Regions from separate parts of the Mus musculus genome. Here region 2 is linked to region 1. Evidence: chromatin contacts called from ENCODE Hi-C or POLR2A ChIA-PET data. All regions are on one chromosome and are shown on one strand. Each heading gives the region's core, a stretch centred on a gene start or an enhancer-like site at or near the end of the contact. The rest is flanking DNA. Distances are from core to core; before and after follow the strand shown.

Region 1 (3,802 bases), core at 633-3,132:
CTCTCTCTCTCTGTGTGTGTGTGTGTGTGTGTGTAGGTCAGAGGACAACTTTTAAGAGCCAGTGCTCTCTTACCATCGGGTCCTGGGGATGGAATTCACATGGTAAGTCTCTGCAGTAAGCACTCTATCTGCTTAGCCATTTCCTTAGCCTCTCCCTCTCTCCCCCTCCCCTCCCCCCGTTCCCTCATTTTGGAATAGGGTCTCCCTACATAGCTCAGGATGACTTCAAACTCAAGATCCTCCTGCCTCAACTTCCCTAGTGTTTGGATTACAGGTGTGAGCTATCATACCCAGCTTCAAATTGCATTTCTTAGGAAAAGAAAATTCTTTTAAAACTTTGAGTAACAGCCTCAGTGTGGTGTTGGTGCACACCTATAATCCCAGCACTCGGGATGCAGAAGCAAGCAGATCTCTATGAGTTCGAGGCCAGCCTGTTCTACAGAGTGAGTTCTTGGACAGTCCAGGCTACACAGAGAAACCCTGTTTGAGAAGCAAGCAAGCAAACAAAATAATCCACAAAAATTTGAGTAGGAAGAATCTTAACTTTCCCACCAAGAACTTTCTTCCTCATCCAGACCTGAAGTCCAGGTCTCACTAGAGAGCATGAGAGAGCAAAGGAGAAGTCGCCAGTATTCTGAGGGCAGAACACATATGCAGTTCCTCTGGAACTTGCCAGGGGACTTGAGGCTGAGAGGTGATAGTGTGGTAACTGGCTGGACCATAGAATACAGGTTCTCTGTGGAAATGGATAGAATATTTTCCCATTGAGCAGGATTTAGTGCTGGCTAACATGCAACATTTTGTATGTGTACAAATGCTTGGCCTGCATGTATGGGACCTGCTGCCCCCCTTCCCCCCACTGCCATACCTTCCCGACTCTGAGGACTGTACGCTTAAATTGTGAGCCCCGACAAACCCTTCCTTAAGTTGCACTGGTCAGGTATTTGTTACAGCAACAAGTAAGGTGACAAATACATTGACTTTTCTCAGCCTCTAGGCCATCGCGGTTCCCTTGGCCCTAGTTCTGTTTCCTTCTAAATTGTTATTGACTGATAAAGCAGGTTCTGGTGTTAGCAACCCTACTGCATTCTGTCTATGTAACCTGGCTGGCTTTAAACTTATATTTATATAGCCAGCCAGGAAGTCCTTTATAGAGGTTTCCTGTATTGCAGCCCTCCCTCCTTTGTTTAGATTTACTGAGGTATAGTTTAGGTTTTTCAAAGTTGCCTGTGTGATGCATATTCATCTTGGTGTCCATGAAGGGCATCAGATCTCCTGGAACAAGGGCTATGGATGGTTGTAAGCCACCATGTGGGTGCTTGGAACCAAACCCAGGTTTGTCCCGTGCAAGAACAAATGCTCTCAACCAAGGAGCCATCTTGCCAGTTAATTGAGGTCTAGTTCAAATACAGTAAAAGTCATCTGTCTTAAGTATAGAGTTAAAATTCCTCAGCTTCAACTTTTTTTGTTAGCTTGAAGCGGGCCCTTGCTATTTCTAGTGACTGTCACAGTGTGACTTTTGAGTCATCACGTTTCGTCTGTTTATTTGCTTCCTTTAGTGTGTGCGCATCTAGGTATGCATGCTTGCATGTATGTATATTAAAAACTAAACACACAAAATACCTTGGAAAAAATATATGTATATTCTCGTGTTTGCCGCTAGTGAGAGTCTCTTTTGTCCTCGCCGGCAGACACTTGGAGCCGGAAGCGGAGGGTCAGACGGCAAGGTCAGAGGGCACACACTCCTAAGGCAAGAGGAACCTCGGTGACCTCTTCCAGAGACTGCACGCACCTTGGCTGGGTGCGCAGGCGCACGGAAGCCACGGGCGCGGTGGGCGGCGGCGAGAGGCGATTGGCTGAATGCCGAGGCTCCGCCTTTCGGCGCGTCAGCTACCGGGTCGGCGGGTTAGTCTGCAGGTTCGGGTCGTTCTGGCGTCGTTGAATCCGGTGTGGTGCCAGGGCCTTGTGCGGCTCTCACGCTCGCCGGGAACTGAGCATTGCTGTCTGTGAGTCCGAGGGCGCGGGAGACCGAGGGCGGGGCGAGTGCAACTCCGGCCGCGGGATCGCCGGGCTGGCCCGAATGCCCGGCCTGCTTCTCAGCCACGGGGAGCCGGCCTGGGAGGCGACGATTTGAAGGGACCCGAGTCTGGGGACTTGAAAGGGACCCGAGTCTCGGCCCGACTGCAAGGCAAAGCTGGGCGAGCTGAGACGAGGGGCTGCGCCATTGGTGAGGTCGGTTTTGGCGCGCTCTGGTGTTCGCTCTTCCTATTGGCTGGCGCGCGCCGCGTTGGGCGGGGCCGGCGCGCCCGGGGAAGTTTGCTGCCTCGGAGTCCGGGCTGATTGCACGGCTAGGGGTTGAACTGGGTGTAGATCCCTCCCGCCTGCTCACCAACTGCAGCAAACGCTACTCCTGGGACAAGGGCATTGAGTCCTGCGTCTGCTCTCCCAGTGGTGCCGCTGTAGGTGATAGTAGGTTCTCCGACACTGTCTCTGTGCTCACGACTCACTAATGATAGCGGGATCTTGGCCCACTGCCTTCGTTATCCAAGTCTGGGCCTGGTGTCAGTGCTCAGTCTCCTGCACCCAGGAGGTTGAGGCAGGAGGTACAGGAGTTCAAGGTCAGCTTTGCCCACTTAGCCATTTAAAAAGAAAAGAGAAATACATCAAAGCCCCTGCGAATAGGTTTCCGATCGGGTTTTTTGTTTGTTTGTTTGTTTGTTTGTTTGTTTTTCCGAGACAGAGGGTTTCTCTGTGTAGCCCTGGCCTGGAACTCACTCTGTAAACCAGGCTGGCCTTGAACTCATGAATCCGCCTGCCTCTGCCTCCCAAGTGCTAGGATTAAAGGCGTGTGCCACCGCTGCCCAATTTTTGTTTTGTTTTGTTTTGTTTTGTTTTTGGCGATCGGGTTTTATTAACTTGAAATAGAATAGGAAATAACAGAACACCACTCTGGCTGGGCTATAAGTTGTTTATATTTGCATACATGGGTGAGTGCCAGGGCACAATGTAAATTTTTAATTACATGTAAGTAAGAGGTGGGGGGTACAGTTTACCGTTCCCCCTAGCCTCCTTTTAAATTCAGCTTGGTCTTGTGTTTGCTACGTAGCTGACTATAACCTTGAATTCTGGTTCTCTGCCCAGCTGCTGGTATTATGGACTTGTGTCTGGTTATGCAGTACCAGGAACTGAGCTGAGCCTTTGTGCATGCTTGTTATGCACAGTACTCACTGAGCTCGACATCTTGGTTGGAGCCAAAAGATCTTGGGTTTTGTTTTTGTTTTTGAGACAGGCTCTTGGCTGCGTAGCCTAGGCTCCCATAGGCTCCTATCTCCACCGTGTTCCAGGATTGCAGTCATGTGCATGATGCTGTTCTTTAGGGTGAATGGGCCCAAGTGTCTGTTTGGCTTTTCCCAGTGCCCTTTTCTCAGGTCTTTTTGAGATCTCTGTAGTTTGTACAGGACACTGTGCCATTGTTACAGATAGTGGTTCTACCATAAAGTAGTAAGATTTTTGTGGTATAAATAATTTTCTAAAAAAAAAATCTAGATTCCACATTCAGATATAAATACTGAAATCACCTTTTCTTCTTGTGCTTTGCCAGCTGAAAAATGAATCTCAGTATGAAGCAGAAGCAGGAGGGAGCCCAAGAGAATGTGAAGGTATGTAATGGAGCCACTTCAGTGTGCTTGAATTTGTTTTAATTAAGAGGTGAAGTTTTGTTGTGTTGCCCAGGCTGGCCCCAAACCCCGGGGGCTGAGATTTCCTCCAGTGCCAGAGTGAACGGAGTATACGCTTGTATATA
Region 2 (3,802 bases), core at 505-3,004, 40 kb before region 1:
TTGTTTCTTCCGGGAGTTTGGGTCCCCCATTTTGAAATACAGGTGGTACTAAAGCCTTTGGAAATTGTCACTAAACTATGGGCACTTTTTCTTAAGACTCAAGTACAACAGAAACAAGTCATTTTTTTTCCTGCTAATATGATTGAATAGCTAAATCACAACTGTAACCCCCAAACTGCACCTTCTAACAATATTAGCAGACTGTCATACCACAGGGTCAAGAAACAAAAGTTGCTGTCCAGTCATGTTTGGACAATAATGTTTGGGGGTTAGATGGGGAAGGTGAAGGGGAAGGAAAGAAAGAGGAGAAAAAAACTTGGAACTAACTTTCTGGAAAACACATGTGGCTAAACTGCCAAAATAAAAGCCATTGAGGGGAAAATGAAAAACCGATCATCAGGATTTAGGTGCGCAGTAAAACACAGCTGACACCGGTCCAATCCTTGAAACCCATTCGCATAGTCCCTTTTCAGAAAAGGGATTAAGAAATTGAGAAAAGGGAGGGAAAATTGTGATGTTGCTTCCCAAATACAGGGAAAAAAAAAATACCCCCCCCAAAACAAAAAACCCAAAAACTGAAAACCACCAAAACAGGGTAGGTGAATGAAACTGAAATCCCCAGTTGGATTTTACCCAGCCAGATCCATGGCTGTAGTACCTGATTAATTCTTAGTTATTTCAGATTTCACTACTGCTATGAACTGTCAGTGCTTTGCTATTGATTACACTTGGTGGTGAGCAAAGAGAAAAGTGCAAAATCAGCAGAGAAAGAAGGGGAGAGGTACAGGGTTTCCCTGCAATCAACTACAGTGTATACCGGGGGTGGACAGCTGTTGCCCAAAGGAGTCATGAGAAAAAACAGCGGAGTCATTACCAACTTCCCCATCACCCACGTTTTCACCCTCAGGCGGCTGCGAACGCTGCTGCCAAGGAGAACCATGATGGCAGAGGGAAAGGGGGGTCTATTAAACGGTATTAATAGTTATTCCGGCTCTGTGATTAGCCCTGATTAATGCCCGGGATCCAAGCACCCTTAGCCCTGCGGTGGGTTCTACATTCCCCGGGGAGCCCTCCGTATAAATTTGACCCCGTTCAAGTTCGGGATGGTAGGGAGTTCGATTATCTTCGTGTGAGCATGGCTGAGGCTAAGGTGGCGGGTTCTCCCACGTCCCAGGCCGGGCCCGGGGATCACCTGCCTTCGACCCCCAGGTCCCACCCACAACCCCTGGCCTTCAGCGGCAGCGACTCACTCGCACCACGGGAGACACTGGATCACTCGGGTTCTCACTCATTTCAATGTGGAAACAATTCCCGCCCGGGTAGAGGAGGCGGGAAGAGAGTTAAGTAGGAAGGATCAGTTGGGAGGAGGGGAAAAGAAGAGAATAATCGTGTTAATAATAATTACTTCTTAAAAGGAAGCCCACCCTCCCACCCCAAAAAAAAGCAAGGAATGAAGTTCCCGGGTTCTAGATTCGCTTTTCCCGTTCAACAGCCCATGTTTCCCGAGTGGGGGCGGCTGGGTGGTTTCCCAAGGGGACAGAGAGGCCGGGATCTAGGCGGCAGGGCGGGGTCCCCGCGGAGAGGAGAGCGGGACTCGCAGGCCGACCGTCGGTGGGCCGTCTAGCCGCAGCCTGCGGGCGGAGCGGCGGCTGCGGAGGAGGAGGCGGCGGCGGCGGCGGGGGCGCTGCTCGTGGCGCGGGCGGGAGCCATGTCAAGAGAACACGACGGGCCGACGGAGCCCCTCCATGCCCGCTGCGCTGCGCTCTGTGGCCGGGCCACGCGCGCTGCTGCCGCCACTCAGCCCCCACCTGGGCCCCATAGTCGGGCTCGGCGCCCCGGGCGGCGACGGAGGGAAGGACGCGGCGCGGGGTTGGTAGGGGGAGGGGGGAGACGGCGAGGAAGAGGAAAGCGCGCGGGAGGGAAGAGGGAAGGAGGGGAGCCCTGCGCTACGGCCTGTCCGCGGAGTGAGCCCGGCAAAGTTGTCTCGGTTCGAGCGTCGGCTCCCGAGGCCTGCTTCGCCCAACAGTCCGGTTCAGGAAGATAGTCCAAGAGAGAGCCCCGACGGATGGGGGGAGAGAGCCGCAACGGAGGAGGAGGTCGAGCGTCCGCGGGGCCACAGCCTCGGTTCCCCCACCCCCCGCACCGGAGTGGCTTCAGAAGCAGCGGCTGCCGCTGGAACCTCCCGGGTCCGGGGCTGAGTCGCGTTTGAGGAAAAGAAACAAGAACAAACAACTTAAAATGGCAGCGACGGCTGCTGCGTCACCCGCCCCTCCGCGGCACCGCCCCGAGCGCTCTACGCCTGCGCGCGCCCCGGACGCTACCATCTGTGGCAAAAACTGAAGGGGGAGGCGGGAAAAGAAGCGTGAAGGTTTTCACAGTTATGGAGACAGAAAAACCGAAAAGCTAGTAATGTGTGACATATAAAAGTCGGTATAAATAGTGAGTAGCTTTGAAATTAGGCTTTCAGTAAGATACTTCTTTTCCTAGGGGTGTTTGAGAACACACATTTCCCCTATTTATCAATATGGAAAGTCCTAAGGCGTGGCAAGGGTCTCCCGCCACTCCCTCCGCCCCTCTGTCCCTCCGTCAGGCTGTCCAGGTCTCCCCCGCCCCGTCCTTTTACGTCATAAGAGCACGCCCCCTACGCCCTCCATGACGAAGCGGAGAGAGTAGCTCCACCCTGGGCTATGCTGGGGAGCGGTAGTTGGACTTAGGGGGTGGGGTAGGGTGGGGGTCCTGTTAAAGCAGCGGTTCTCAACCTGTGGGTCGCACCCCATACGGGAGAATCCAATGATCCTTTTATAGAGGTTGCCTAAGACCATCGGAAAACATTAACATTCATAACAGCAGCAACATTACAGTTAAGAAGTAGCAACAGAAATTTACGGTTGGGAGTCAGCACAATATGAGGAACAGTACTGAAGGATCTTAGCAATGGGGAGGTTGAGAATCACTGCTCCAGAGATGCTCAAAAGCCAAAGCCGGGGAAGTGGGCGGAAAAATGGGTGTTGGAAGGGCCAGAGTGAGGAAGAAACCCGGAAGACTGAAGGGTGGTTAGGGTCATTTTATTATTCCCTAGAAGTCGGCCAGTTGGCAACAACGGAGAAATCATTTCGAGTTAGCGGAATGAAGCTTGCTTGCACCCCAACGAGTATAGCCTCAGTCCATGCGCCTCTATCCTCACCCCTCTTCCTGCACCACCAAGGCGAACGGACCTCGGGCTTTAAGCGACAGAAGCCCTTGTATGCGTTGTTGCTAGGATCGGAAGAGGCAGCCGAACTCTACGTGTGATTCCTCCACCACAGTGAACAGGGATCCCCGAGAACCTCAGACCTACGTCCCATCTTCTCCTGACTCTCTATCCTCAACGGTAAATGGGACACTGGAACGTTTACTGCTGAATCACGCCGTCCTTGACCCCAAAGAGCGCTCATTCGGTTTGTGAGACTCTGGTGTGATAAAAACGAAGTTACATAATTAATCAGCGAAGGTTGATACTCCACATGAACAAAGCCTGGGTGCTGCATTCCTGACTACTCGGTCGAAACTTTTAAAAGTCCAGTCTCCTAAATAGCTGCTTTTCACTTCGTGAAATCAAAATCTATTAGCTGCAATCACCCTTTATCCATAAGCCAAAGAAAATAAATAAAATCCTATTTTTATGTTTGCCTGCATGCATACTTGTGCCCAGACACCAGAAGAAGGTATCGGATCCCCTAGAACTGGAGTTCAAGATGTACTAGGGCCCATTCTTCAATGTAAGTTCTCCAGAACCAAGGTTGGCATTCCTGATCGTTCCAAA

Evidence for each region. A loop is a pair of places that touch in the nucleus more often than their neighbours do. ChIA-PET counts read pairs that join two places held with the same protein, here RNA polymerase II (POLR2A).
Region 2: a loop to region 1 is called in a map of heart, with 6 times the contacts of the local background. The contact joins the promoter of BC005537 here to the promoter of Gmnn in region 1. A Hi-C loop is called at or near these places in 7 of 37 maps with a recorded cell type or tissue (T-helper 1 cell, T-helper 2 cell, gastrocnemius and 1 more). POLR2A ChIA-PET finds 5 or more read pairs at or near these places in 4 of 5 experiments (Patski and embryonic stem cell).

The regions. Positions count from the first base shown.
Region 1 is chr13:24,760,017-24,763,818 of GRCm38, reverse strand. Gmnn (geminin) reads left to right here and starts at 1,882. Exons shown (of 7, transcript NM_020567.2): 1 at 1,882-2,006; 2 at 3,602-3,659. The coding sequence starts at 3,609.
Region 2 is chr13:24,799,609-24,803,410 of GRCm38, reverse strand. It overlaps BC005537 (cDNA sequence BC005537), which reads right to left and starts at 1,754. Exons shown (of 5, transcript NM_024473.3): 1 at 1-1,754. The coding sequence starts at 30.